Linked DNA regions of Mus musculus: all the other regions are linked to region 1. A link is a loop called in an ENCODE intact Hi-C map of the cell type or tissue named here. Cell type or tissue: heart. All regions are shown on one strand. Region 1 has its middle 41 kb from the start of Gm39339. Region 2 has its middle 180 kb from the start of Ddx10. Region 3 has its middle 89 kb from the start of Gm39339. Region 4 overlaps Ddx10 (DEAD box helicase 10).

Region 1 (8,000 bases):
AGTGGAAGCAGAACACGACGGAATATATGGGATGCAACTAAAGCAGTTTGAAGAAGAATTTTTTATAGCAGTGAATGCTACACTGGGTAGCACTGTCTAGAGGAAGAGAACTCACAGGGTGTTTATTAGATTGGCTTACCTGATAGGGACTAGACCAACAATGGCTGCCAGAATGCTAGAGAGGCTGTAACCTGGAAGCAGCTTATCTGTGAAGCTGGGTGCCTGCAGAGTCATGGTATTCAGTACACACTGAAAGGGCACAGATGCCAGAATGTTCTGTTGTCAAATGTTGGTGGCAACAACAGCAGATGCACTCACTCAAAGAGAAGCAAAGGCAGACCTGTGATGCTTTTTATTGGACTTCTTTGTATCTGAGCCATGGTGCTGGACATTGGCATGAATCCCCCTCTCCTGGTTATGCACTCTAGAAGTCTCCCCACCCCCACCCCCAGAGAGACCTAGAAATGTGTTTCCCAAGAGACCCTAAATTCCATCATGTTGTTACTCAGGTCGGATCACAAATACATACACGAAGAAAAAAAAAGACAACTCAAGTGATCAGCATAAGTAAACAGGAAACAGGAAGAAACAAGCTAATCACAGTTAGTAAAAGAAAAGAATAAAATCTCAAAGATTACAATAGAAGCTAAATGAGAGGGTAAAATTAGAAAAATATAAAGAAAACTAAGAATGTTTCTAAAGGTAGGGAGAATTCACAGTTTTTTTGCCAGGCAGTGGTGGCACATGCCTTTAATCCCAGCACTCGGGAGCCAGAGGCAGGCAGATTTCTGAGTTTGAGGCCAGCCTGGTCTACAAAGTGAGTTCCAGGACAGTCAGGGCTATACAGAGAAACCCTGTCTCAAAAAAAAAAAAAAAACCCACAAAAATATCTAGAGTAACCACAAAAGAGAGAGGTTACTCATGAATAAAATTCAAACTGAAAGAAGCAGCAGGCATCACAGGTATGTCAGAGATACGATTCAAATGTGACACTGCTTTGAATAATTATATGCCAAAATGGATGATCTGTAAGAAATGGATGCATTTCTAGAAACTTACACTGTATCCAGGTTGAATTCTAAATAAGCAGAAGTTCTGTTTGGTCTATTACAGGAAAGGAGACTGAATCAGTCATCAAAATACTCCCATCAGAGAAAAGCCCAAGGCCAGATGTTATCCTGGGAGAATTTTATAAAACATTTATAAAAAGAACAACTACCCATCTTTTCTAAGCTTTTCTAAAAATAGAAGAGAAAGCAGCACTTCTAAACTCAGTTTTAAGTTCACTATTAATACCAGCTCATGGAGTGGAGTAGGGGCACCTGCAAGGAGGGAGGCTGCGTAATGGGCTGAGGGTGAGAGAGGCCAGATCCTGGAGAACAGAGTGAACATCTGATGGTCTACCTGAGTCCCAGCCAGATGTGGCCACTGGAGGTCCCTGATCGAGAGTGTTCCTGGTTTCTGGGCCTGGCACGAGGAATGAAGATGGGCAAGAAGGGAAGGCAAGCAGAATTCCTGGCTCTGACCTTGTTGAGTAGACGCCCATTGGCGGATCCAACTGAAGGGGGCCCATAGAACCATATTTTGAGGGCGGAATGGAAACTAATAGGGAAACCCAGTGGGGTTGTTCCACTGGCAAGCCTTACAACCTAAGGTTTTCAAAAAATCTACCATCTGTGTGCATTTCAGAATTTTCCTATCTTAGTATGTCATATCTACTGAGTTTTAGTTAGAGGCAGGATTTGGTCTGTTCCACCATTGCCAGAGCCCCAATTAGTTTTATATAAAACATACTGCTTTCCTAATGAAAACTTATGCTTATTTGAGCAAACAGAAAAACATAAGGAAAAAAATCCTTTCTGATTTTACCATTCAGAACGGCTTCTAACACATTCTCTCTTACTCCATAAACACGAGTGTCATCTTTCTCTTCCTAAACATATGTTCTCTCACACACGAAAGCATTCTTCTAATATACCTGGAAACTGCAGAGCAGTGGGTGGTATACAGTCTTTAAAATGATTGAAAAGCCACATATTATTTCTGAACGTCATGTTCCTCGTTGCATTAATTATTAATGTGTTAATGGTTGATGATTAATCATTCAATATTTAGACTATTTCCAATTCAGTGTGATTACAAAAATGTTATAAATATTATAAAATGTGGTGGTTATCTCTATGTAAACCTTTATCTGAAATTTTAATATTTTCTCTATGGTAGGTTTTAAGGCTGGAGCTACAGAATTAATCCACTTTCCTTGAAGTAAGATATTTAATTGTTTTCTGAGTCACTCATTCACTAGAATTTTTTTTGAGCACTGCCTTTTACCAGTTCTAGGTGGAAATATAATACCAGAGTGCATGCCACCCCAGAGTTTGCTCTCTAGTGTGTGTAGGGCAAGGGGTAGAACAGAGGTCATAAATAAATGATGGAAATGGCTTATCTCCTGGTAAAAAGTGCTGTGGGAATCATCAATTGGCTGTGGGTCTTTTTTATTATAGAGAGGGACTCTCTGGTATGAGTAAACTGATATATCTGAAAGTAACAAGTGTTAAGTGTTAACTGCAAAGTAACTAGGACTAATAAGGTTTTCTAGCAAGAGTGTAAATTAGTGTAAAGATTCTAGACAACTATCACTTACTAAAGCAAAATGTGTCACTCCCTGTGACCCAACCGTTCCATTCCTGAGCACACACTGGTATGCACGATCAATCATAACAAATTGTTTCTATCAAACTTGTGTATAGTAGTTCCAAACTCCAAGTTACCCAGTTAACCTGATGGGATGCTACGGCACGCTCATGTGGATTTGTAGTATACAGCCAAGACAAAGGCACATTACTGCTGCATGTTTCACAGACCTAAGAAAGGCAAAGGGGTTACTAGAGTGCTTCCCACTGGATAAAGTCATCTAAAGGAAGCCCAGGACCTTCAGTGAGGGACTGCAGAGCACTGGTTATGGCTTGAAGAACATGGTGCTAGCTGTGAATGGGTAAGAGAAAAACGTCTGGGTGCTAGAGCTGCCCCACATGATGATGAACAGGAACACAGTTTCTACATGTTACACTTAAACAAGAATATAGTGTTTTCATGAATCTTGGATTTACTAGGAGAGTGTTAAAATTGGCTTACTTATCTATTGGTTCTGGGCTTAGAGCAATGCCATTTTGAAATCAAGTTATGAAGAGATTTATGATAGATTTTACTAGCTGATAATATTTTCCCTTTTCCCTACCTGAAACTTTATTTTCTCAAGTGAGCACTCAGGAACTCCAACTTTTCAAGATCAAACAGTCCCTTCTTTCAGCTCCCCCCTCCCCCCCCCCCGACAGGGTTTCTCTTTCTCTGTATAGCCCTAGCTCTAGCTGTTCTGGAACTCACTTTGTAGACGAGGCTGGCCTCGAACTCAGAAATCTGCCTGCCTCTGCCTCCCAAGTGCTGTGATTAAAGGCGTGCACCACCACACCTGGCTCCCTTCTTTCATCTTTAACACACTATCAGGTGTAGAGGCCCCCCTAAACTCTCCATGCATCCAACAAACTAGAACCACTCAGCTCCCTGACACACACAACCTTGTACCACTACTTGCATAAAGGACCATTAGGCAGACTCAACTGACTTCTTATGTCTACGTAGGCTGGCTACTCCAAGTCCTAAATTTCTGGACTATTCTTTATCTCTAAGAGTTCCATCCCCATACCTGCCATGGCAAGTGACATAAGTGTCCCCATCCTGCTACTCACTGCCTTCTGACATAATGTCAAATATATTTTGTTTTCACATCTGTTCTCCCCACTCTCCCAAAGTTCATCTCCAAGAGTCCGACATTTGTATTACTTTACTTCACTTCTGAATTATTCACACAGTGTATGCTGAGTTCAGTATACTTGATGAGAGCAAAAGGAAATGATCTCCTTGTGTTCATATGAGAGCATCTCTTGGGGCCTAAGACAAACAGCAGCACTGATGGGGTTTAGGAATGTCTGGGAATGAAAAGATGTTTGCTCTTGAAACCACCCAGCTTTGATTTGGCCCTGGCAGTGTTGGTGGTGTCCCTTTGGGAAGCTCTCATGAGAAGTGGCCAGGACAGGCAGCTTCCCAGCAAGGCAGCAGCTGGCACTTGAAAGCTATCTCTTCCTTTGCTTTGTAAAGTTTCCACCTCATCGCCGAGAATATCCACAGAATTCTACCTAATGCTGTTTAATTGCATTTAAGACGGCCTCGGTACTGTAGAATACAGCTCGGAACTGCAGTTTCCCATTTTGTAACCATTTGGATGACTGGGGGTGAGTGCTTGTGAGTGATAGGTAGTTCTGGTCACTTTTGTGTGGGTTTAACTGTCTAGTGTGCTAGGGGAAGCTTTCAGAGAGTTGATTGTTGTTATTGTTGTTAAGGCAATAACAGCAGCAATATCTCTTGTTATTTTTAGACTAGTCTAGGACTCTGGATACTAGTAAAGCCAGAACATAGATAGAAACCAGGTGGCAGATTGGGGTCACATGCAATTTCTGCAGCGTGGTACTCACATAGCTAACCCTTAGCCAGATAATCTCAAGTCTTACTCCAATAAAGTGCGGTTAGCACTCGAAATGTGTAGTTACATAGGGACTGGCGAGATTAAAATGTCTGGAATTGAGCCTGTCACAAGCCAGGCACTCGACAAATATTAATTTTGTTCCCACCTTATTTTTAGTTCAGGAAAATGAAGGAGTCTTTCCTCTCCAAAACCATTTGCCACCTGTGTCCCTGTTGTGATTTGGCATTTCTCACAGTCAAGCACATCGTGAGACACGAGGAGGAATCTGGCATAGATGGCAATTAATGAATATTCAGAAAATTCTGAGCAGAGGGCCAAGCAAAGGGGATGAAGAACTAACTAAACGCAGGCAGACACAACCTCCTGTGAAAAAAGAATAAGGAAATTCAAAAGGACCCTCAGTGGTCTATCTGTATTTCTACCATGTCTACTGATTACAAGCCATCCACTTGGTTTCCATTGCTGAATTTCATGCATCCTCAAAGGAAGAGCTGTATCATGTCCATAGCCTCCCGTTTTCCATACAATACAGAGTAAGACTGGCTACAATTTAAGTGTGGTAGCATTCCCACAAGACTTCATCATTTTCTATGCACATTGACTGCATTGCTTTCTAGGCACTTGGAAATGAAGGAAAGTTCACTGTTAGATGAAGTTAAATATAAATTCATAGCTAACTAAGGCTGGCATATGCAATTCTTCACTACAATTGGCACTGTTTGTAAGACCATATCCTGGTCACAAGCTAAGTGGACATATGATTTCACTAATGTTTGAATGTTATATACCCTTCATTAGATTTCTTGATTTTTTAAAAAAATTAATTATTTTATTTATCTACATCCCCAGTGTTGCCTTTCCTCCTGGTCCCCCCTCTCAGAGTTCTTACCCCCATCTTTTCTCCCTTTCACCTCTGAGAGGGTGTATCCCCTATCCCTTCACCCTGAGGCATCAAATCACTACAGGATTAGGCTAAAGTCTATCTTATCCCACTGAGGGCAGTCCTCTGTTACATTTGTGACAGGGGCCTCAGACCAGCCCGTGTGTGCTCTTTGCTTGGTGGTTCATCACTTGGGAGCTCCCAGAGATTTCTTGATTCTCGAATCAACATTCTGTTTATTCTAAATGTAACAAAGCTTATCAGGAGGTAGAGGCAAGAGGATAGAGAGCATAATGTCTTCACACCAGTCCTACTTCTATGCAGCCATGGACCTTTGTTCTCTTTCCCTGGACACCTACAAATATTTGAGAATATCTATCTATCTATCATCTATCTATCTATCTATCTATCTATCTATCTATCTATCTATCTATCTGTCTACCTATTCATGTGTGTGTTCATAAACACTATAATAGCATGCAGAGGTAAAACTACAACTTGTGGGAGAATGTTCTTTCATTCTGTCATGTAGGTTCTTAGGGTTGAACTCAGATGTTCATACTTGGTAGCAATCACCTTTAATCCACTAAGTATTCTCACAGACTCATATTATTTGGGTCTCATCCCTATGTTTTTGATAGATAGCTCGTAACACAGCATCTGACCTGCCTTACTTATCCCCGTTACCTGAATGATAGATGCTGATTTGTCCACATTGTAGTGCTGTCGAGTAGTTCAAAGGTGAAAATGTGGTTTAAAATGAAGCTTTGTTTGTATTTTCAACTGCAGTTTTATGAAATTAGGTCAGAGGGAGTAAATGCTCAAGGGGACCCGAGATAGGATTGCCCGCCTCGCAATTCCTTGGATGAAATGTGCTGCACACCACTGTCGAAGTGTGTAATTATAGGATGCTGGTTCCTAGAACACAGAGCAATTGCAGATCACTGATGTTTAAGGGTTACTCTCCAAACCTGGTGGGCTGTTTCCTCTCAAGATACTCGTTGCATTGCCCACGAGTGTGTGCGTACCACATTCTTTTTGATATCTAGGTATATAACTAGTGTATATTTTAAACAATAATGGATTAGCCTATGGCATTTTCACATGAAATGTACTTTCACTGTATTCTCCTCCATTAGCCTCTCTTGTCCCTCTCTCCTTTCCCTGGTTCACTTTCTGTTCCCAAAAGGCTTCTCTCTATCTGTATGTCTTTTTAGGTGTCTAGATTCCACATCTGAGAACAAAATAATCTCACTCTTTATAGTCAGATAACCTTCATTACATCTACACAGTATGCTTTCTTTATGCATCTATCAGCTGATGGTCACTGGGCCGATTTCTTAACTCAGACACTGAAAAGTCCATGGTAACCAGGTACAGGGATCAGGTGCAGTGCATTGACTTAGTGTTTGGATATATACCTAGAAGCGATATAGATAGATAATATGGTAGTCCTGTCTCCATTAGCTGAAAAAAAAAAAAACAAAAACAAAACCACCTTACTGGCTTCCAGTTGCTGTGCCAACCCACATACTCACCAGCAGTGTATAAAGGTGTTGTTTTCTCCACGCCCTCATCAATATTTTTTGTTTTGTTTTGTTTTTTTTTGATTGTAGTTATTCTAATCAAGGTGAGATGGTACAAGTTATACTTTCCATTGGCAATTTCCCAATAGTTAAGCATGTTGTAAAATTTTCATGTCTTTATTGGACATTTATATTTCTTTGAGAAATGTCTGTTCAGTTCATTGCCCCATTTATTGTTTGTTCTTTTGGTGTGTAATTTCTTTCAGTTCTTCCTTTTAGATATTAGACCCCCATTGGGTGAATAACTATTTAAGATCTCTCTTTCTGCAACCTTTCTAAATTCTGGAAATTAAGGAGCACAGAAGCTCTTTAATTGGACATAATTTCATTTGTCAATTCTTATTGTTTCCTGAGCTACTCAAGTTCTATTCAGACAGCCTTTGCTCCTATGCATGTGTCCTGGAGTTCTTTACCCTAGCAGTTTTAAAATTACAGATCTTACATTAAGATCTTTGATACATTTGAATCTATTTTTGTATAGAATAAGAGACAGGGACCTAGTTTCATTCTCTTATGTGTGAATATCTAGTTTCCCCAGAGCTATTTATAAAAGAGTCTTCCTTTTTTCCAACACAAGTTCCTGTCTCTTTGTCAAGAGTCATGTAGCTTCTTCAGTTTGTTTCTGAGCCTACTGTTGTATTGATCTACACTGTATGCTTCCTTCTATTCCTTGGAAATCTATGCCTGTATCTTGGAGATCTTTCCATCTCTGTCTACCTATTTCTCTGCGTCTATACCCTCCACCCTGTTCAGGACATTTTTTGATTCTTTTTTAGTTATACCATTTAGCTCTTCTTTGCTGCCCTCAACCTGGAAATAGAAATTCTAGTGAGCACCCAAGTGACCATGAAACACTTCTGTATTTCCTCTCTGAACTAAAACCAAATATTTTATCTACCTAGCAAGCTGTTCCCAGGCCATCTGAATATCAACAATTTGTAAGTAAAATGATATGTATTTAAATTAATGTGCAAAGGAGAGTAGTTCTAAGTGT
Region 2 (8,000 bases), 230 kb before region 1:
TTATCGTCAAGCTATGCCTTTAAGTGACTGGTTTGCTGGGTCACATAGTAACTTCATGGCTCAGAAATTTGGTGGCATAAGGCTTTTCTGGATGGCATTGTGTGAGTGAAGAATGTGTGTGAGAGAGAGGTAGGGAGATCATGATACACACACACACACACACACACACACACACACACACACACACAATGTTGGTAGAAGCTGGGCTGCTGAGTTAGGAACCAATATACAATACTGTATTTAGCAGTTCCTAACTAGGCAACTTCTGATCTGAACATTTTTTTTCGCATCTGCTTCCTTTTCTGATTGTTACCTGGAAGGGATGTGGCCCTTCAACAGTTCCTCAGTCAATTAGAAGACTAGGAACCCATCAGCAAAAGGGCTCTGTAATAATCAATTAGGTTCATGGCTTTACCATCCAGAGTACTATGAATATTAGCTGTCACTTGTAAGACGTGTCTTTTAGCCCTGTAAGCTTTCTAATAAGCACACTGACATATAGTCTTGTTCCTTAGAGATGTTGTGAGACATGTGTGGGCACATGCTGGGTTGGCCACCACCAGGGAAGTGGTGTCACTGTCTGTCAGTGCTCGATCCGAGCCACTGGACTGTGAGCTCTGGTGGAAAGAGGGGGCAGTGAGGGGAGGGGAGGGGAGGGAAGAGGCTTTTAGATTTAGCAGGACAAATGCAGGTAACTTTCAAGTGTTTTACAGTGTTTCCCAACTCTGACTCTGCCCCTCTGCAGGCTTTCAGAGACTCCATGGCTAGCAGAACTCAGTCAGAACTTGTTTTTCCTGGGCTTATGTATCCCCACCAACTCTGAGCCCCCCTCCCTGCTTTTAGGAAGCTTCAATTGGTTCACTTCCTGCTTGTAGTGGCTCTAGTGACTGGGCAAGTCCATGTAGAACCGTTTTAATTGTGTGACTTTGTGCAACATTGTGTCTTGGTGTCTATGATATGGCACTCAGTTTGCTTCTCCCCCAGGTAAAATCTGCCCCATGTGCAAGAGATCTGTGTCTAGGCCTCAGTAAGACACACCTGCTTTTCCACACTGATTCTCAGGCCTTCCCAGAGTTGCCTTGGCTCTGCACAGATGCAGAGGCCTGCTGACGTCAGTGCAGTCAGCTGCCATCTCTGAAGTAGGAGCCTCCCGAATTGATGGATGTTTGTTCCCAGTTCGTGACAGTCTCCAATAATACTTTAAGCATTTTCCTCCTGAGCCATCTCCCAGGGGCTGACTCAATATGGAAAGGTATTTTGGCAGAGCCTTGTTTGTTTTGTAAAGGGAGCACTCTGACCTCAGCTCACTGGCTGGGTTTCCTTTAAGTGGGGGCTCATTCGGAAGGACTCTGGTGCAGTCATAGTGATGCTTGTCCTACCTGAGAGCTGCCTCCTTCCTGCCATTCAGTTACCTTCCAAACTCAGGAAGACCCCAGGGGAACAGGATGTCGGGGAAAGTAGGGATGCAAAGCCACTGTTGTGTCTCTGGCCATAAGGCTGACAGCGAGTGTTCGTTCTGCTTCCACAGTGCAAAGCCGTTGTAACGTTTTCTGAGGTCGTTATGCTCCAGGAAGCAGCAAGGCCTCTGAATGTTACACCACGACCAGAGAAAGGACTGCTTTGTATTCAGCGGCCGGTCTCTGCACACTGTAGGTGTGTGTGCACACCAAAATGTCAAGTGCAAGAGGAAAACTCTCACTGCGGCAGTTTTAAGAGGGAAAACCCTGTTCAAAACACACACAGGATTGTGCTTAATCTGAAAGATTCACTGTGTGAACAATAACAACAACAACAACAACAACAACAACAGCAGCAGCAGCAGCAGCGGCAACAACATTAGCAGCATATTGGTCCCTTTCTTTATGAAATCAGTCACATGCTAATACCAAAGCAGTGGATTGATTTTTTTTTTCCCTCATGAGCTGAAAGCATTCTTCACTGGGTCCTGTGTTACTGCCTTCATTGCTATATCCCCTAATGTTATTATAAGCCATAGGGTTGCTCCTGGGATAGTGACTTGGTAACTTACAGCAGCAAAAGGTTCAGAGTGCAGTATCTACCAAAAGTGATTAAAACAGAGACAAATGTGACATCCACTGGAAGTCACCTCTGGCCTTTGAGTCTGCTGTGCTTTGGCCCAGTGTCTCCAAAAGCTCTTGTGTTAAAGGCTGCCATTTTGTGCTGTTCTCTCTCAGAGGGTGGTATAATCTTCAAGGGATGGAAGTTAGGTCCCAGGGGGCATGCTTCTAAAGGAGACACTCAGTACCTGGCTCCTTTCTCTCTTTCTCAGTTCCTTCCAGAATGTCTTCCCCCACTGTGATGTTCTCTGCTTCTCCACAGGCCTCAAAGGCCAACCAGCTATGGCCCAAGCAAATCCATAGGCCAAGTAACAGCAGATTGGGACCTTTGAAACTGTGAACAAAAATAAACCTTTTCTCTTATTAAATTGACCATCTCAGGGATTGTGACACAGCAGTGAAAACACAGGATCTGAAGGAGAATAGATCCTGACCTTGTGGTGCTCACAGGAATGAATGTCTCTTCCATGCAATTAATATTCAGTCCTCAGAGGTGACCTATGATTGGAATGTGGTTGGGAATGCGTGCTGCATTGGACTCTGGCTCAGTTTTCTGTGCCCAGGGACCCGGACAACTATGCTGTGTTACTACTTTCTCTGTCTTCCATGCCTTCCCCAGGTCACCAGGGAGATCTGAAGCTTTGGGGATGCAAGAAACTGGGACAGATCCAGTTCCTCTGGAGACTCATTTCTAAACAGTGCTGACAGCTGTTTCATACCCTAATGGTGAACTCTACACACACAAATCCTGAACAAATCATTGCCACTAAGTTAGATTATTTATAGTATTTAGTATTTTGTGCTCTTAGCAGATCTCACACTCTTTACAGTTTTAAAATGCAACCAGCACCAAGAGTGTTTTGGAAGCTGCTCAAGCAACTGTGCTTAAGGTAAGTTCCGGCCCCACTCCCCTCCTCCCTTCACCTAACACCTGACGTGATTATTCCATGCTAAAAATAGGAAGGTCACCGTAGCTCTTCTGCAGGTGGGAAACTATGTGGAGAGATCATTTTCTTTTTCCATGCCCTTGTCAGGTCCTCGGGTGCCAAATGGACAGATGCCTGTTGACAATCATATGGCAGAGTGGACTGGGGTATGAGTGGTCCACGTGATCAGAGTCAAGGTCATAGCAGAAGGAACTTCCCAGTTCTCTCTACCCTTAGATAATACCAGACGGCAACATTAATGGGTGTAAGATATGGAAAGAATAATATTGGGGTCCAATAGGATTAAAGTACGTACATTATGTGCATGTGTGGAAATGTCTAATGAAACTCCTCTGTACAATCAGCACCTGCTAAGAAAGAAATAGATGGGGCCATGTAAAAATAACAAGCTAGTTGTAGATTCATAAAACAGCTGCCAAGAAACAGCTGAACTTACCCCTTTACTGCCATGCTTGCAGTGATATTTGACAAAAAAAGGAGAAGGGTGACTCTTTAGGGACTATTGCATATACATATAAGGGAAATCTTCTTAAGTATTTATTAAGCTCCTGCTTGGTGCAAAGCAAAGGCTTCTTTAAGCCCTGGGCCAATAGGAACATCTTACAATGAGGTTCTTTGGTGACACTAAGATGTTTACAATGTAGTCTGAGTCAAGCCATAAACATGAAGGTTGTGATAATCTAACAGTTTCTAGTTGCAATGCTATTAACATATAAAGGGTTTTCTCTTATTTCTTTGGGAAACTTTATTCAGGAAAATATCTGCACCAGGTAAGCAAATGGGACTAATCTAGTGACTAACTCTTTGTCTTGGAAGGAAGTGATGGGTGAGGATGAGGTAGAGTGTACAAGTGTCATACAGATATGTGACTTTTCAGAAAGCTCAGAAACACAACTCTACCCCTATACATATAGCTTCCAGGTTATGATGGTTTGGTTATGGTTCCCCTCCTCCTCTGTATGTGGTGTGTGTGTGTGTGTGTGTGTGTGTGTGTGTGTGTGTGTGTGTGTATGTGTTGTGGGTAGGCCTGAGGTTGATGTTAAGAATCATTGTTCATAGCTATTCTACCTTATTTGAGGCACGGCTTCTCTGTTATACTTAGATCTTACATATATACAGTTAGTCTTGCTAGCCAGCTTGTTTTAGGAATCCTCTGCCTTCCAAGGGTAGAAATGCAGGTGTTTAAGTCAGTTCTAGGGAGTTCTAGTTGTTGTGTTGCTAAACTATGATGCTCTTTGGGTTAAGTGTCAAATGTATTTGTGACATAGTATTTTGAACTTAAGATGGGTTTATTAGGACATAACCCCATCACAGGTAGAGGAGAATCTCCACTTGGTCTAGCTGGAACAGTAAGCAATACCTGACTTAGGAAAGCATGCAACCAAGGGCTGCTGAGAGTTTCTCAGAGCACCAGTAGCCCTCTTGACTGTCATCATGGGCTTGATAACAGAGGCCATGTCTGGCCATGCCCCAGCCTTGCAAGTCGTATCCCCAGTAAGCAGCTGCAGTAAATGACTGAATCTCCACCCCAGCGGATAATGTTATTTATCACTCATGTGACAGTCTGAGGTACTCCTTTGATGTCTTCACTCAGAGACCTGGGTTAACAGCCAAATATCTTCTAGGGGTTTAGCTTATGTTTTCCCATTAGCAGGCTGACTCTGAGACAAGGGCTCAGTACTGGGGATTTATTTAGGGGGTCTAATTGGGGGGCTGAAGAGACTAAAGATATCAGAGAGATTAAACCAGGAGTCAGCCTGAACCCTGTATTAACCATGGACTTGAGGCACAATCCCACTGAAACACACTGAACACATTTTCCAGGGCTGCCATAAGAAAGTGCTGCAAACTGAGCAGCTGAAACAATAGGACTTTGTCCTCTCACAGATCTGGAAGTCCAGCATCAAGGTGCTGGCCTGGCTGGCTCCATCTAGGGGATGTTTTAGGTTTCTTTTGCCATGATAAAACTCCATTAACAAAAGCAACTTGGGAGGAAAGGATTTATTTTACTTTATAGCTTATAAGTCCATCAGTATGGAAGCCAGGGCAGGAACTTGAGGCAGGACCTTTGAGGCAGGAACTGAAGCAGGCAGATGTCATGGAGGAGTGCTGCTAAGTGGCTTGCTCCTCATGGGTTGCTCATCTTGCTTTCTTATCTATCCCAGGACCACCAGTCCAGACATGGCACCACACATAGTAAACAGGGCCCTCCCACATCAATCATTAATCAAGAAAATGTACCACAGACTAACTAATATGGTGGGGACATTTTCTCAACGAATGCTTCCTTGTCTCAAATGACTTTAAACTGTGTTAAGTTTACAAAAACCTAGCCAGGACAGGCTATGAGGGAGAATCTACTCTACTGCATGCTCCTTGCCGTGTTTTTCTGGTAGCCATTGGCTGTTTATGCCACGGAGATGCATCAATCCACCCTCTGCCGTCCTCTTCATGTGATGCTTTCTCTCCAATGAATCCCACTATCAGGATGTCAGCCATATTGGATTAGTCCATAAGACATTCCAGTAACTGAACCATCCACAAGGGAAACTATTTCCAACTCAGGACATCTTCGTAGGTACTAAGACAGAAGACTTTGCTGTCCTTTCTGGGAATATTTCACTTCATTAACAAGCTGTGTAGACACACCCAAAAAAATCGTCTGCTCATGGGACCTAAAATGAATCACTGGCTTCCAACCCCTATTACCCATGTCCCATGCAATATCAACTCTCTTAGTCTTCCAGACTACATGTGTATGAGGGCCCAGTGGATCCTGCTGGTGTTACATACAAAGGCGGTAAAAAAAATTTTGGGGGGTGGGGGGGAAAGAAAGAGGCACATTGAGCAGTTGAGACTGTGGGAAGCTGCCAGGACACAAGGTGGCACAGAGGAAGAGAGGTGAGACCAATGAGTATCTGACTCTTGCACCGGGGTATGATTCCTGCTTGCTTCCCCTACTGATCTGGGAGCTCCAAGAGAAGCTGTCTCTCCACCCCCACTCCCCCCATCACTCTTGTATCCCTGATATACTCAACAGCGCCTGGAACATTAAGACATCTGAGTCATACTGAAAGACCAGAAGGGATATCTGTCTGTCTCAACATTTTCATCATGGCTATGCATTTGGGGGACTTGATACAGCTGTAAAACATCCCCTAACCAAATTAGGAAACATTCTCTTCCATGTACCTTTTGTACACTTATTCTGTTGGGAAGATTATAAAATGTGGTTGCTTCCTCTATTTCTCACTCCACTACCTCCTAATTTTTCAGAGAGGCGGGTACAACAAGGCATTCTGTTAATTTCAAATTTTTATGTATCCCTCTTGCCTTTATTTTTCTTTCTGTAAAGCCATATTAAAACAGACATCTCTAGTAGCTGAATAGCCAAGTGTCTTTGGAGAGGATCCAGGGTGGAGCCTCAGTAGAACAAACAGTGCTGTAACAGGGCTACTGTGTATGGCTATGATCATTGTCATCTTTATTTCAACATGGCTTACAGAGAGAGAAGAGAGGCCGACCACAAATGCTCATTTAAAAGTAATTTCTAAGCATCTGTCTGCTCTGATCGCTGCATTAAGTACTAAGTGGACAGAGCATGTTCAATTGAGATCCTAACAAGGTCGTTTCAAAGCACTTACCCACTTGGTTCACACTGGGTGGATGGGGACACTGTGACCTGACTCCAGGAATCGCTCATTAAGAAAAAAGCAGGGACCGAAAGCTCTTTTGTGCTGACCTCAAAGTACTTGTCATTTCCTAATGTATTTTCTGCCCCCATTTCCTCTACTCTTTGCCCTTACCCACTACCCTACTTGTGACCCTTAGCTATCAAAGTGGCATTGGTTTCTGGCCCTGCTGCTAAAGGAATATGTGGGTAAACTTAGATTTTTAAGCTCTAGAGAATTTTGTGATCTATTGACAGTCAAAATGAGGATGATGTAACCCTAAGGAGTCATACTTTTCTGACTTTTGTTTTCTTTCTAATACACAACACACACACACACACACACACACACACACACACACACACACACCCCTAGTTATTGATGAGTACCATCTAGAGTTTATTGAGTTATTCCTATGTATTAGTCACTCATGAATATGCATTTCTTATTTTCAGAGCAGCCCTATAGAGCGGCCACCACTATTCTTATTTTGGATGAAGAGTCTGAGGTTCAGAGTTATTAAATACTTTGTCTAATATGGCAGTTTTGGGATTCAGAGCTGTATCACCCAGATCTTACCTGCTATATTACACACTTTAGAGTATATTTTAAAAATTCTGGTAGTAAGCCTTTTGGAGTTTTGGGGGATGGCTCTTGGAATGGTGACTGTGGTGGCTGATCTTGACTCTCAACTTGCTATGCCTGGGAAGAGGGAACCTCAATCAAAGAACTGCCTCCATCAGATAGGCCTGGGGCATTCTCATGATTGCTAATTGATGAAGAAAGGCCTACCCCTCATGGATGTTGCCATCTATGGGTAGGTGGGAGCTCGGGCAATATAAGGAAGGTATCTGAGGAAGCTACAGTGAGCAAGCAGCTCCTCCATAGTTACTGCTTCTGTTCTGGCCTCTAGGCTCCTCTGCATTGAGCTCCTGCTTTGGTTCCACTTGGTGATGGGTTGTAAGGTACAGAATGGAATGAACCTTTTCCTCCCCAAGTTGTTTTGGGTCTGTGTTTTATCACAGCAACAGAATGCAAAGAACAGTGGCCCTTTGTATGACTTGCCCAACCCAAAATGTATCTTCAGAATGCTCTTTACAAGAACTCAAGTTGGGATCATAGAGTTTTTTTTATCTGTTGGTCCCATCTGTGTAATGTGCAGCTTCCAGCTTCAACATCCCTGAATCCTTGCACTTGTCCTTGATACAGCCTTAATTTCATCCAGGGCCCTGTCTCACACAAGCACTGGAGAAACTAGGATGGAAAATAACAGGTTTCCTTGGGCCAATAGGAGTCAGGGATCT
Region 3 (8,000 bases), 130 kb before region 1:
TTGATTGAAGTTTTATACTTGACCTTCCTTGGTGTGGAAAATTATACAGGTGATTTGCATCTTTGGAAGATGATTGTATTAGGTGGTTTCCTACTCTGTAGTTCTTTTGAGACAAGCATGGTAAGGCTGTGTTTTGGTGTCATTCAGTTCAACAGGTTAAGATGGACTTAGATCTAAGGTTAAGCCTGGTCATAACTATACACTGTGGACACAACAGGCTCAGACAGAGGAAGAGAGATGGTAGCCTTTCCCAGGTCCCCTTTTCTACCACATGTTTGTTCCTGGAGTTACTAATATTAATGTGATTTGTTAGTCATTTGGATATGTTACAGTGATAAAAAGTGCTGCTAGTGGAAACTGGTTATTATAATTGTTGCTTAGATACTTTACAAAGAATATTTCTGAGAAGCCCTTGAGGGAATCCTAGGACCAAGCATGTCTAATGGATGCAGGTGACATCTGGAATCTTGGTTCCTTTTCCCACTAAGATAAAATTAAAGAATATCATACACCCAAAAGCATGACATAAAATTAATCAAACTCAGCACCTCTTTCCTCAGGGACTTCAAAATCCTAGATTTCAGCCTTTTAAAAAGTTACTGAAAAGATCATCAGGGATAAAAATGATCATATTAAAACCCAAGGAAGAGCATTAATTTAAATTATGATAATATGACCTATTAAAGAAAGGCACTTTGGTCTCCCTCTAGAGCAGGCTAAAATAAATCTATTTTTGTTCAACTTTTAGGGGAGAAAATGGAAGTTACACTAGTTGTAAAAATTAAAAGGAAGGAAGACTGTCCATAAGACATTACCTTCCTCTGTCATGATGTTACACAGAGTGTATCACCTCTCCCATCACCGGAGCTCACTGAACCTCTGTCTGAGCTCTAGTTTTGAGTGAACCCAACCAAACAACTCACATTTAGAGAAACAGCCAGTAGATTCCTGCTCACATCAGGAGGAACATGTTAGCTGGAGTTGGGTACTCTATGGCTATAGGGGAGGGTATGTGTGTGTGATACAGGGAGCCTCTGTGTCCACTGGAGCTAATATTTAGAGTCATATAAACACTATACATGAAATCTCAGATCCAGCTAACATCCAATCTACTGATATGCCTACATAATACCGACTTCAAAGGAATATAGTCTCCTTTCCAGTCTTCTCTCTCTTGCCTTCAGATTCAACAGGCACATTCACAGTGTTCTAAGTAGGGAACTTAACTTTAATGTGGGAATGGTGCTATCCACCATGCTGAACAAAACTTCAAGATGATTTGGGAAGAGTTTGAAGGAAATCTGAAGATTGTGATGGGAGTAGAGTCCAGACAATTAATCCATTATCTCAAGGTACTAAGAAACCATCTATGACTTCATATAAATGTAACAATATATTGAGAAGTCAACTAATTGGAGAATAAACATAAAACTGTTTTCTTTTGGTCATTGCTTTCAGCTTAGTTCTACAGAACCTACATTTCATTCATTCATTTTATTCATAGGAATGGATTTTATATCAAACACCGAGTTAAGCACTGGGGACATAGAGATAAAAAGTAAACCCCTGGCTTGCACTCTTTCAGTTGGTAATTCTCTTTATCATAGCTTTACTCCATACTTTATTGATTTAAAGTCATATGGCCTGCTAAGGAGCTCTTTGTTTTGGATTATTCTGCATGCTGAACTTGCCACTAAATATAAGGTAAAAAGTACAAGCCGGGGAATACTAGGGACAAGGTAGATTGAGGTAGAGTTTTGGCTTCAGAACACAGACAGAAGAGCAAGTGCCGAGTGCAGACAGACTGGCTATATGATGAACAGAAAGAAAAGCATAGAATAAAGGCAGAGAATAGCTGTGGCTTTCAGGGGACACAATGGCCTGGGAGTAGTGACCACATGAAAAACTTGGATTTATTGTGGGGGGATAAGCTTGGCACTGACAACCTACTAAGAAGTCCTTGAGCTAAAACCAGGTAGGGAAGCGAGAAGAGAGACACAAGAATGAATAATACAGGGATGTGCATCAGTGGGGCTGTGAGCAAAACACCACTGTACACAGCAAGCTCAACTGTCTTGGGAAGACAGAGTCAGAAATGATCAGAAACTGAAATAAGAGGGTCAAGCCAATGGAGAATTCAGGGTAGACCTGAGTAGTTTCTGCAGGGGTAGGGACCAGACTAGCAAGAGAAGGCTTAGAGAGCAGCAGTTCTCAACCTCCCTAATGCTGCGACCCTTAAATACAGTCTTTCATGTTGTGGTGATTGCCAACCATAAACTTATTTTCATTGCTACTATTATGCATATCTGATACGCATCCCCAAAGGCATCATTAACCACAGGTTGAGAACCACTGGCTTAGAGAGATGAATAACAGCAAGGGAGGAGGTTACAGAAGCAGAGTCAAGAAACCCAAGTTAGAGCTTGCATAAGCACCATGAATATTGAGGCTGAGACTTCAGAGGATGGCAATGTTCAGCTGAGATGAGCAGAGGGACTCTGGGCAGAATCTTATCAGGAACTTTAGGAGCCTCTTAGGAAGGGTAGCCTCATTTGAAGAAGGCTCACAAACTTTGGAAATAGAAATTGACCAACAAAAACAAATATTTTTAGGGTGTGTGGAGGGGTTCTCTGTAGTTATATTTCTTCTTACACAGGACCCAGGTTTCTGAAAAGGGAAGCTCATTTTTTGTGGGCCATACTGTTCATGAGGCTGTATTAAAGGTAAGGTATGCATACATAATTGTGGTGGGAATTTTAAATATAGTTCTTATTCTTTTTACTCTGTTTTTGTTTTTTATACAATAGAGAAAGTTGTTGTTCTCAAACACAAGGCAGAGTTGTAAGTTCTATGGAAGAGCTCAGAAGTGACCTCAAGATATCTGAAGTATGATTGGCTATCTAACTAGTACCCTTGCTTGGATGATCCTGCATCTTTTCTTTCTTTTCTCACACCCTCCGTTGACCATTGTGCGTGTCCAAACATGGCTCTCATTAGTCTGATAAAAGTTTCACTTGAATCTTGATGTCACTTTTGTGTTTGTGCATGTGTATGTGTATGGTATATATGTGTGTACTTGTTTGTGCTTGTGGAGGCCAAAGGTTAGCTTTGGGTGTTTTCTTTTTTATCACTTTCTACCTATGTTCTTGAGGCAGGGTCTCTCACTGAATCTGGAGCTCAACAATTTGGCTATAATGACTAGTATCAAGCTTTAGAGGTCTGGAGATTTGCCAGTCTCTGTGCCTAGTTCTGGGGTTAGAAAAGTGCCACAATGCCTGGCTTCTTCCATGGGTGCCAGGGGTCAGCACAGTCCTTCAGGATCTTTACTCTTGAACCATCTCCCACTTTTCAACATCGTTTTTAGTCACAAATGCTCCAAAACTGCCTCTCTAGCCCTTGGCTTCTGTATGTCTCAAGGGCTGTTCATCTCACCCCTTGGTTCTAAAAATTCCCCAAATCAATACTCACCCAAGAGTAATACTAACTTTCTTTATTGAGAAAAGCTAGATCTCATCACCTCTATTCTGCATATGATTCTGCTGAGTGTGTGTGAGACTTTCTATCTAGGAGCCCAAGGTCTCTTACCTTCTAGCCTCCCATTGTCGCTTCTCAGTCCCTACCTGGTTGTCAATGGATGAAATGGAACCAGAAATGTTAGAACGTTAGAATGATATGATCTACATAGGCCTGCATTATGTTAATGGGTATGAAAATTCTTCCTAAAATATTCTCACTCTAAAATGGCAGTTTTGGGGCAGACTGGTTAAAATGCAAAAGTCTGAATCTTGGGTAATAAAGATCAAGATCATACAGACAAGTGACATTACTGAGCATGCTGTACTTATGAAGATAGGAACATGTGTATGTAACAATTGGCCATGGGTTTGAACGAGAGCACGGAGGTGTACATGGGAGGCTTTGGAGGAAGGAAAGGAAATGGAGAAATGATGGAATTGTGTTATAACCTCAAAAAAATTAAAAGAAGTAATTTTCAGAAAATACGGTGCAGTTACAGGGTGTGTGTGTGTGTGTGTGTGTGTGTGAATGTTGTGTGGGTGAATGTTATGTGTGTGTTTGAGAGTGTATGTATGTGAGTGTGTGAATGTGAGTATGTATGTGTGAGTGAGTCTGTGTGATTGTGTATGTGTATGCAAGCATGTGAGTGTGTGTGAGAGTGTAAGAGTGAGTGTGTGTGAATGTGTGTGTGAGTGTATGACTACGTGTGTGTATGTGTGAGTGTGTGAGTGAGTGTGTGAGTATTAGTGTCTGAGTGTGTGAGTGAGTGTATGAGTGTGTGTGAGTGTGTGTTGAACTCTCTTTCTGGGGAAGAGGCCTTTGGCAGTGGCCTTAAAGAACCCCATCCAAGTGCTGCTTGGACAGGCAGGGGCTAGGTGACAACACAGCGCTTTTGTTGGCATTGCTTTTCCCATGACAAAGCCAAGGACAGTGTGTTCAGCTTCAGAGGGAAAGCAAGCTGTGCATTAGGAGGTAGCTCTCTGGCTTGCAAAAGGTTGAATATGATGCTCCTGAAAAAGCTCACCAGTTCGCTAAATTTAGGGCGGTGAATGCCATCCAGGCCAAGAATACTCTTTGGCCTTGTGCCTGTGGCGTTTTCATTTGGCTGGGAGTTGGATGCCTTTTGGTTTACTCTAAGCCATTCTCTCCACACTAGATACCTTTGTCTTTGAAGGGAGGAGACTGTAAGCTGAAAACTGGGTGGTGGGGCCCTGCTGATAATGACAGTTAAATATGGCTCTGCATTGGGGATGTGTTTTGGTGGAGCAAGAGCAGGTGTGCTTTGTGATGTTTTCATACAACATTGTTTTATTAGTCATTGTTCTGGAGGAGCCTTTCTGGACTCTGTTCTTCACCCTTCATAGCCCTTTCTCTTAATCTTAATCATTTTTTTTTTCTGTTTTTGAAGACAGACTCACTTTTGGCCCTTTGTATGGGCACCTATGCATGCGCTTACTGATTCCGGGCTACCATTCTGCATCATAAGTCTTGACTTTGGGGTGCTGAGCTTCCCAGCCAACATCTTGTTTCCCAGAATGTCGAAAGGAGCATCTGGGAAAAGGTGGGAAGGAGAAGGGGGGAAAAGGTATGGACTCTGAAATCAGAATGGCCAAGTTTTATACCACGTTGCTATGTGCATGATGTGTTATTAGCTTCCTGTGCCTTGCCTTATCTTAGTATAAAAGGGATATTTGTATATGCTCTATAAAAGGTAGGTCCCTTCTTTTTTTCCTTGTAAAGGGAATCAAGTGTGACTTTGGGAGTCTTTCCTTTGTCCTCTGACACTGCCCATTCATCAGTTCTGATTTTTGGCTCCACAATCATCAACCGGCAGCACTGTGAACTGTAGGGGATGTACCCATATTTCAGGTCTGGGATTTTCTACTTCTCTCTCACCAGGTTTACTAGCTTGTGTGTAAGTAGACCCAAGTAGTTCTTTATTCCAAGCATTTATCTACTTTGATTGATTTATTCATTTTTTAATAAATAATTATTAACTTCTATATGCGACTTCTGCACTAAGTAATTGAAGATGAAACTCTATCCTCAAGGATCTGATAAGTGTGTGGAGGAGACAGATAAGCTAACATGATAGAGGAGACAGATAAGCCAACAGACAATGATAGTAGAACCAGCTATTGCTGGGACATGTAAAGGTATAGGTAAGAAAGGGCATTTAAGCCAATCTTGGACTCAACCGTGGAATTCTAGGTGGAAGAGGCATTTATATTGCTATCTCAGGATGAAGAGAAAGTGGCCAAGCAGAGCCACAGAGAGATTCAGCAGAGTGAGTATGAAGGGTAATGGGAAGTGCAGAAAGCATATGGTGTCATTGGATGGTCTAGGACTAGGGCTGGGTTGAAATAGCCTTGTAGCTGTTTCTTCTGGGGCTCCTGAGAGCCTGTGGGGTCTGGAGATATTTCAGAGAGACAGCATAATTAAGGATGAGTGTAAAGAATTGTCCTTTTGTGGAGTATTAAAAAACATTTTATTACTTTTCAGATACTATTCTGAAATAGTCCCAGTGTGATACTTCTGGTGGTTAATGGTTAGGTGTTTTTGCCTTTATGTGTGGAGAGGGGCAAACAGTAGAGAAAAGTCACTTCCCTCTCATCTCATGACATGATGTTAAATCTGGGTTTTTTTTTTTTTGTAGGATGTATATTCTTGAGGCTCAAGGACTTGGAAGAGTAGACTGTGGCATCTTTAGCCCAGCTAGGTCCTCCTACCCTCTGTAAACTGCTTAAGTAGCTCCCATTAATACTAAATGGTATATTTCTAATTTGAGCAGGGGTTAGGCCAGTTGTCTGGTTGGAAGGAGTGATTTATATATAGTACTTGAAACAGAGATGAGGACACCTATCTAATAATAGGGAGAATAGGTGTGTGTTTACATGGACAGAGGCCAACACATCTCCCAAAATGGTTGCTACTTAACCCTCTTTTGACACCTACATCTTTCTTGCCTATCTACTGTACACAAGAATCATGGTACTCCATTATGGAGTCTCTTGGATTGTCCAGTAAGGATCAGTGATCAGTGATTTAAAGTCTATCTTGGATATGTAAGACTCATCTAAAACCTGTAAATGTGACTTCTGAAGAGTTCTGTCTCTTTTCTCCTGCTCTTACTCTCTGTGTCCCCCAACTCTTTTATATATAATCCAAGGCTGTTCTGTTTGATCTCTGAATTTTCTAGTACTGAGAGGGTTAGCAATTCTAGCTCAGTTGAGCTATTCTTGTGTTACTTGAGGCTGGTGTCTCTATACCCTGTTACTTTTAGCACTGTCACCCATTCCTACCAGAATTCCCTTTTGCCAAAAGACATCTCAGAGGTCACCTTGTTCATCTTACTTGTGATTGAATGTGAGCTAATTTATGAAGACACAGAGCTCTGTACAAACAATGTCTTGTGTACTATGTAAAAAGTCACCTGTCAATAAAATGATGTTTGGCCAATGAGCTGAGGCAGGATTTGAGGAGAGGAAAGCTGAAGAGAGGAGAGGAGAGGAGAGGAGAGGAGAGGAGAGGAGAGGAGAGGAGAGGGAAGAGAGAGAGAGAGAGAGAGAGAGAGAGAGAGAGAGAGAGAGAGAGAGAGAGAGAGAGAGAGAGAGAGAAATATCCTGGGGCTGAGTCAGGGTGGAGAGATTCTCCTGGACACAGAGGAAGATAACCATCATTGCTTGAAACTAAGGACCAGGTAACTAGCCACATGTCATGAGTTGAGCTACATTAAATGGGATAGCTGCGTTATGAGCTAGCAGAAATGAGCCAGAGCTATTGGCATACACATATATTCATATACAAGAAATCTCAGAGTCATTAACTAGGGAGAACTTAAGTGCTGGTAGGAAAGTCTGCAGTTACAGAGCTCACTGTTGTGGCAGACACATCACAATTCTCAATTCAGTATCTTTCCTTTATGTATCATCAGCGTTATCTTTCTTCCCTTCATGTATTCACAATTGGTATAAAAATGAGAACAGGAACTAACATGAGTGACTGACATTGTACTAAGTGTGTTGCACAGATATTTACCCATTGATCTATTGTTGATCCCAGGCCTTCAAATGGGGCATTGGCATTGGCAATCAAGGAAAGGAGCAGACTCAAAGAATGAGTGCAGATGGAAATGGAGTTTGGAGCAAGGTCCAAAGCTTGTATTTCTTCTGCTGGGAATTTGAATTCTGGACTGTTATACTTGGACCTATCATTATAAGGCCTTTAAACCAGAGTCAGGAGATGCTGTTCTTTGCTATTAACATCTTGCAGACAATGAACCTGGGTCTGACTCGCCCTTTTTTATTTTCTACTGTCTACATTAGGCTTCGAGCTGGGTCTCACTACTTAGGATCTGCATTAGCTTACTCCTAATTAAGCCCATGGTCTGTCCTTGCTAATGTGGGTAGAGGACTGACCCCTTTCCTGAAGTCCTTCCTAGGGAGCATATTTTCTTATTCAGTCATCTTGATTCTCTCCCACAT
Region 4 (8,000 bases), 310 kb before region 1:
ATATATGCAGCTAGAGTCAAGAGCTCCGGGGTACTGGTTAGCTCATAATGTTGTTCCACCTATAGGGTTGCAGATCCCTTTAGCTCCTTGGCTACTTTCTCTAGCTCCTCCATTGGGAGCCCTATGATCCATCCATTAGCTGACTGTGAGCATCCACTTCTGTGTTTGCTGGGCCCCGGCATAGTCTCACAAGAGACAGCTACATCTGCGTCCTTTCAATAAAATCTTGCTAGTGTATGCAATGGTGTCAGCGTTTGGATGCTGATTATGGGGTGGATCCCTGGCTATGGCAGTCTCTACATGGTCCATCCTTTCATCTCAGCTCCAAACTCCGTCTCTGTAACTCCTTCCATGGGTGTTTTGTTCCCAAATCTAAGGAGGGGCATAGTGTCCACACTTCAGTCTTCATTCTCCTTGAGTTCCATGTGTTTAGCAAATTATATCTTATATCTTGGGTATCCTAGGTTTGGGGCTAATATCCACTTATCAGTGAATACATATTGTGTGAGTTTCTTTGTGAATGTGTTACCTCACTCAGGATGATGCCCTCCAGGTCCATCCATTTGGCTAGGAATTTCATAAATTCATTCTTTTTAATAGCTGAGTAGTACTCCATTGTGTAGATGTACCACATTTTCTGTATCCATTCCTCTGTTGAGGGGCATCTAGGTTCTTTCCAGCTTCTGGCTATTATAAATAAGGCTGCTATGAACATAGTGGAGCATGTGTCCTTCTTACCTGTTGGGGCATCTTCTGGATATATGCCCAGGAGAGGTATTGCTGGATCCTCCGGTAGTACTATGTCCAGTTTTCTGAGGAACCGCCAGACTGATTTCCAGAGTGGTTGTACAAGCCTGCACTCCCACCAACAATGGAGGAGTGTTCCTCTTTCTCCACATCCTCGCCAGCATCTGCTGTCACCTGAATTTTTGATCTTAGCCATTCTGACTGGTGTGAGGTGGAATCTCAGGGTTGTTTTGATTTGCATTTCCCTGATGATTAAGGATGTTGAACATTTTTTCAAGTGCTTCTCTGCCATTCGGTATTCCTCAGGTGAGAATTCTGTAACAAGTGTTCTTAATCATTGAACTACCTCTCCAACCTTTGCCATTATTATTATTATTATTGTTGTTGTTGTTGTTGTTGTTATTTTAAAGAACTTAACAATTGCATACAACTTAACATAGTACTGGGTATTATAACTGGTGTGATCTAGAGTATAGGGACTTGGGCATCTTCAGGTTTGGGTGTTTGAGAATGGATAAGAAACTTGTCTTGTTTTGAGGGAAGACTATGTAGTATAGTTTATTTTTTATATTTGTTGATGCTGTGTTCTGAGTCTTTCATAATAGTTTGAATTGTAAGAAGTTATTCTCACTTACTAGACTGCTTCTAAATATTCTTTCCTTAGTTTCCCCATAGGTGGGCGTCTGTGTTTAGTTTTGATCCTCTTTTTGTTGGGGAAGTCGATTTATGGCCCAGTGTTAAGTTTTTCCAATAGGGCTGATCTTGAATGTGAACTTGTTGATGAAAACCTCCCTCCTCTCCTCCCTTTTCATGTTTTTGCACATCAAGTAGAGGACGTCCTTGTCAGGGGAAGGTCTTGTAACTGTATCTGTGTAGCCATGGAGGAGAATGCTGAGGATAAATGAAAGAAGGCAAGGCTGTGCCAATGACAAGGTTGTCTACTCTGGACCTTTAATAGATGAAGCTTTGTCTTACAGCTGCTGAGCATAGTTGAGAAACCTCCATATCACAGCCCCTTTCTGGGGGTGCAGAAATGAGAGCTGTCTCCTTTGAGAGTGTTATCGTGGGCAGAATGGCCAATTTTTAACCAGTTCCCTGACATTCTCTGTATACTGAGGTAAAATGAAAGCCTAGTGCACCTCTCAGAAACTTGATATATTATTTTGTTAAAGTTTATATCTGTGATCTGTTGAAAGAAAAATATGAGGGTGAAACTTTCATGATTTCCTGAGTACCCAGTATTTAGTGGTTTGGGAGATACGGGTTTCTAAAATCCATCCATCCATCCATCCATCCATCCATCCATCCATCCATCCATCCATCCATTGCTTGTTTTTTGTTTAAGTATATTAACCGTGTGTGTGAGTGTGCATGTGTACACATTACAGTGCACATGTGTAGGTCAGAGGACAACTTGCTGGAGTTCTCTCCTTTCACCATGTGTGTCCCTGGTTTAAATAAATACAGGCTTTCCGGATTGGTGTCAAGCATGCTTACCCACTGAGCATTTTACTGGCTCCAAGATACAGATCTTTTCGTTAATGAAAACTTTCTAAAGTAAAGAAATAAGCTGAACAGGAGGACTGCTTGTTTTTCAGCTAACAAAATGAAATATAGTTGTCATGATGATCAATAGAGTACATTGCTTTTGGAGTTAAGAGTTGTTAGTCTTTGAAATAAAGCTCATTATTTAGCTCTCATTTAGCTAGGTTTCCTAAGGCACTGGTGGTTGGTCACACATGCTGATTATAAGAGCTGATGGCTGGAAGGAGTTTTGCAGTTATGTAAAGAAAGAAAAAACAGTGCAAAAACTTGAGATACACCCTCAGACTTGTCAGGGCTCCCATAACTTTGAAAAGAAGGAGGATTTATTAAGTAGAAGTATATTGCTGATGAAATAGAATATTGTTGATAAAGGAACAAAGAGAACAACTTAGAACTGAAACCCTGGAAAGTGACATTATATTGAAATTTAAAACAATTTATATATTTTGAGGTTGAAAGTTCTATAGTCATAAGTCTTTCTAGTTTTATTGCTGGGATACTTAATTTACTTTGACAATAATGGTCTTAAGAATAGTTTACTCAGCAGATAAAGGCAAGTAAAAGAGGGAAATAGAGGAGAAACAAAGTAAGGGCAGGAGTAGAGAAGAATATTATAGAAGAAAAAAGAAAGCAGTAAGAGGCGAGGAGAAAGAAAAAGATTTACTAAGAATGAGAGTGCATGCAGCAGTAGGTTCAGCTCAGACAGAAGATAACACAGGGAAAAGCATTCCCAGACTTGTGTACTGGGAGCACATTTCATCAACTGATAGTAAGGAACCTTCTCTTGATGGACCTGGGCCTGAACTCAAATCTGTGCAGCCACACATCTGTCTTTCACTGCGATAGAACACGGAAACCTTGAAGCTACAACCATCTGTTTTACACCTACTTTGCTATGTTACTTCAGCAGGGTGATTAACGCTGGGGAGTCTTGGAAGTATGAAAAAAAGGCCCCGTGTCCCTACATACCTCAGTGGTTGTGGTTGCTTCCTACATTCCTGGCACAGTTGGGAAGCACCCCTCATCTTGAGCAGCTACCCTAGGGATTTTGAGCTGGGGAGTTTTAGAAGGGTGAGTCAACCTGTCTAGCCCACAGATTGCAAAGCTAAGCGTGACCACTAGAGGCCTCTGCCACACAAGGGAAACTATTAATGTGAAAACAGTCTGGCTGACATAATAAATGCAAACACCAGCATATGCTATAGAAAAGAAGAGGTGGCATCCTACTTAGGTTTCTATTGCTGTGATAACGTCCACGACCAAAAGCAACTTGTGGAGGAAAGGATTTATTTCTGATTATAGTTTTGTAGTGCATTTGGAAGGAACTCAGGGCAGAAACTCAAGGCAGGAACCTGGAGACAAAACTGAAGCTCAGGCTATGAAGGAACTGCTTACTGTTTTACTCCTAATGGCCCGCTCAGCCTGATTTCTTATGCAACCCAGGACCACCTACCCAAGGGTTGTACTGCCCAAAAGGATCTCGGCCCTCTCAGTCATTAATCAAGACAATACCCCACAGGTTTGCCAACAGGCCAGTCTTATTGAGTCATTTTCCTCAATGAAGATTCCTTCTTTGCAGCCATCTAGATCTGTCAGGTTGACTAAAGCAACCAGCAGAACTGGCATATTTAAGTTTAGCTCCCACTATACATATGATTGGCAGTTTCTAATTTTCATGAACCCATAAAGAAGCTTTATGTAATCTTTCTGTATGTGTTTTCCCTATTATGCTTCCCTTTTTGCTTTTTATTTTTTATTTTTTGTACAAGATGTTAGAGCAGTTCACTTAAAAATCAAATGACTCATTTAGAGCAATCACTATTAGTAAGTGAATATATTGGAATGAGGTATTTCTGCTTCCCCAAATGACAAAGCTCTTTTACTGTATTGCATGTAAAAGTTTTGCTTAATTTTTGTTTTTCTAGTCTGCTCAATAGATTTCCCAAATAGATAAATGTGGTTGCAAATGCCCTTAAATCCCAGACGGGGTTCTGCGTTTTATCTTTAAAGGAGAAAGGAGTCAGTGGGTAATGAAAACAGACAGGTGAACACAGCTAACAAAGAATAAGCTTTGCACTGATTATTTAAAAGTGTTCTTGGTTTTAGAAGTGAGTGATAGGGCAGTGATTTCCTATTTTTAAGAATTTATGGTATCTACTATCTCTTGTATTAGTGGCATAAGGAAGACTTTTGAGGATACATTTTTATTTTTTGTTTTGCGTGGGCTTTAGAGTTACAAAGCTTTATTGTTTCTTCTTTTTAAGCCATAAAGACTTTTGTTGGAGAGCACCATAAACTAGTGCTCCAAAGAATCTAAAGTTAGGTACTAGAAGAATTTGTCCTTGCAAGTAGTCATGTGTCTCTAAAATACCACTAAGAAGAATTTGTTTTTTCTCTCTGATACAGTTTTTGTTTGTTAGGTTTTTTCTTTTTGGCCCTCCAATGAAAATACTTGGAAACTAAAATTTTGTTGCTGTTGTTATTATAACCAACAATAAGTAATTTATCTTTACTCTATTTTCTTGCTTTGGGGAAAAGATATTGCCAGGTATTTATAATATTTCATGCATAAAGATTTTTCTCTTCCATGTTTTTTTTTATTATTATTGATATATTACAGGATTGAAAGATTTCTTTACTGGAAGACAACTCTTGAATTTGTTATTTTTATGGTGTGTTGGTGTAGCTGTTCTACAACATCATCTGGAGTGCCTTAGCCTTTCAGAATGCTTTCATCAAGATAATCTTTAAGCAATGAGTTTATGAAATAAGTGGAAGCACTATAGCCTTAAAACTTCTGAAAGAAGCTTGCCTCAGAATATCTGCTCACTGACTTGGACCAGGTCAGATTTAACTGGTGAAATGAAAGCATTCTCAGGTTTCTGTCTGACTCAACAAAGGTCTTTTGGCCTTATTCAGGACTTTGTTTTGTCTCTAAAGTCCCTGGGGCCTTCAGTCTCTTGAGGGTTAGGTGCACCATCTCTGAATGAACACAGACCTGGCAGTCCTCTACTGTATGTGTGTTGGGGGCCTCATATCAGCTGGTGTATGCTGCCTGTTTGGTGGTCCAGTGTTTGAGAGATCTCGGGGGTCCAAATTAATTAAGACTCCTGGTCCTCCTACAGGATCATCCTTCTCAGCTTCTTTCAGCCTTCCCTAATTCAACAACAGGGGGTCAGCTGCTTCTGTCCATTGGTTGGGTGCAAATATCTGCATCTGATTCTTTCAGTTGCTTGTTGGGTCTTTCAGAGGGCAGTCATGATAGATCCCTTTTTGTGAGCATTCCATTGACTCAATAATAGTGTTAGACCTTGAGTCCTCCCCTTGAGCTGGATCCCACTTTGGGACGATCGCTGGACCTTCTTTTCCTCAGGCTCCTCTCCTTTTCCATCCCTGCAGTTCTTTCAGACAGAAACAATTATGGGTCAGAGTTGGAACACAGCATACTTCAATCAAGATTTTTTTTAATTGAAAATGAAGTGGTAGGTTAGATTTCTATAAGAACTGTCAGCTCAGATGTTTAAGTTTGGAGATTCTTGAATATAAGATTTTTATGAATAACTTTGGTAATAAGCTATAACCCCTATAAAGGGGCTTAAATGAAAGCTCTGAAAGTTTATATTCTTTATTATTTATATTCTTCAAATACATAATTTTAATATCCCCATGTTCCAAGAAATGTAGTGATTCACCTCCTAAAATTTATACATTTCTCTCAAATAAGAAAATGAATAGTTCTTGTGGTTCTGTAGCTTAGAAAAATGTTTCCTAAAGTGCTCTTACCCTTAAATGTTTTGCCCTTGTCTGTACAACTGCTACTTGGTGGTTTGTAGTGCTCCTTTGAGAAAAACAAAATGAAGGAAGAAAAAGAACAAATATTCCCTAAGCAAAGGTGGAAACATTAGAATGGATGAAAACATCCACACTGTGAATTCTTCTCCATTGTAATTATCTGGTAATAGGTTATGGGTCTTCCTTAATCAGTAACTGCCAAGCTCCCTAGTTGCTCTCAGAAGAACATGAGGTCTCAAAGTTCATTTCTGGCCCATAAGTTTTGTGGCCCAGGATATATCTTCTTAACTCTAGTTTCTTCTTCTATAATACAGCAGCGATGTGGCCTGCATTGTCAGCCTTCCAGGGCTCTTTTCGAGGATGGTACATCTATATAGTGAGCTGTGATCACCTTTAAAGATGCAAATTATTGCAGTCAGCACATTGCATATGTTCTTTAAGATAAACTTACTCTGAGGATTAGTGGAAGCTGGAGTGTGTTGTCACTAAGTGGCTCAAAGGTGCTTCAGCTGTAGACATCTAGCACCTTCCTTCCTTCGTCTCTCCCATCTAAATATTTGGGTGGAAGGCGTATAAATTTCTTTCTTTATAAATTCTTTATATTATTAAAACCTGAGGTACTTTAAAGTCCTGAGGTAAGAATCCCTTTTTGGTTCCATTTATGCTTCTATAGGAGAGTGTCTATGTGAGGGGAAGTGTGCTCTCGTGAGTCATTCAAGCTCAGCATCCCCGGCTCTATTTGTGTTTCGGAGTACTTGCCAGCATCTCGTGTTTTTACTCTGTAAACTTTCAAACCGCATGCAAAAGAAATTGCCCTTGGTACTTTACACTAAACTGGTACTAACCTAGTCTGTTTAATGGTCTGAGACTCTGATCTCTGGTTTTTGGTGCCCGCAGAGGTCAGTGTGGCATTGAATAGATCTACTGTGACTCAGATGTTCTGGACTAGACAGATGTCTTATAGCCTCCCTTTCAGGTTTACAATTCCCTTAGGTAATAAAATATTCACTGTCAGTTTTATGTCCCTTTCTACATAACATTTGCAGGTGTGTGGGTTTATTCTATATAGCATTTCCAACAGTAGTTAGAATGTAGAAGAAATCTGTAATCATCACAGGGCGTTTTTTTGGACTTTATACGAGTTTTTAGAGAATGGTTTTGAGAATATAGAATATATCAGATTTTACTGTCATGCAAAAGGGAAACAGGAGACCTAGCTAAATAGTAATAGAGGCTATTAGATACCAAAAGGAGGGAAGATCCTAAAAGGATTCATCTTTTTGCTCTACAGGTCTTAAAGTGCCTATCATGTGTTAATCCTGATAATGGCAAGATTGAATTAAACCTGTTCTTGAGCAACTCACAGTGTAATAAAAGAAACTTGCCTTTCTGATCCTGCCTGATTTCACTTGATATGATGATCTTTAGTTTAATTCATTTTTGCAGGTGGCATAATTTCATACTTTTGTTGCTGGATAAACTTTTATATTTGTATCACATTTTCTTTATCTGTTTATTTATGGGTATTTAGATTAATTCTGTAACTTGGTTATCAAAAAATGCTTAAGTAAACATAGATTACATAATTATTTCTGTTGTACATTGACCTAGATCCCTTGGGTTATATACTCAGATGTGGTATGGTTTCCTGGAATTTATGTTCATGTGAACATGAAACAGTGAAAAATGCTTTCCCAGTCAGTTCTTTTCAATGAAAATGAGCTCAATTGGGAAAGCACTTTTTTTCATTATTTAATGCTCAAATCTGAAAATATTAATATTTAAATGTCAGAGAAATCTCTTAGAATAACATATATTTGATGTTCTTGAACCTTTCCATTTGACTATTTCATCACATTTTTATTGAGTAAATTTTTATTAGTATTTGTTTGGTGGTGGCGGGGTCTGGTACCCTT

The links. Hi-C counts contacts between places; a loop is a spot of excess contacts. Peaks named below come from ENCODE experiments on the same cell type or tissue, not always from the same donor. Only the 100,000 strongest peaks of a DNase experiment are listed, where the experiment ranks them.
Region 2: it touches region 1 in a loop (4-fold over the local background); 4 of 42 quality-filtered maps call a loop at or near these places.
Region 3: a loop joins it to region 1, with 4 times the contacts of the local background. A loop is called at or near these places in 5 of 42 quality-filtered maps.
Region 4: it touches region 1 in a loop (2.4-fold over the local background); 3 of 42 quality-filtered maps call a loop at or near these places.

What each region holds. Positions count from the first base shown.
Region 1 is chr9:52,832,434-52,840,433 of GRCm38, reverse strand. No RefSeq gene overlaps it. Among named protein-coding and RNA genes, the nearest start is that of Gm39339, 41 kb to the left of the region's middle. In heart, no CTCF peak of the experiment used is centred here; DNase peaks (open chromatin) are centred at 263, 4,003 and 4,503.
Region 2 is chr9:53,059,838-53,067,837 of GRCm38, reverse strand. No RefSeq gene overlaps it. Among named protein-coding and RNA genes, the nearest start is that of Ddx10, 180 kb to the left of the region's middle. In heart, no CTCF peak of the experiment used is centred here; a DNase peak (open chromatin) is centred at 3,107; H3K27ac peaks cover 2,042 bases.
Region 3 is chr9:52,962,351-52,970,350 of GRCm38, reverse strand. No RefSeq gene overlaps it. Among named protein-coding and RNA genes, the nearest start is that of Gm39339, 89 kb to the right of the region's middle. In heart, no CTCF peak of the experiment used is centred here; a DNase peak (open chromatin) is centred at 4,560.
Region 4 is chr9:53,139,815-53,147,814 of GRCm38, reverse strand. The region is part of intron 16 of Ddx10 (DEAD box helicase 10); the gene reads left to right. Among named protein-coding and RNA genes, the nearest start is that of Ddx10, 100 kb to the left of the region's middle. In heart, a CTCF peak has its summit at 3,401; no DNase peak of the experiment used is centred here.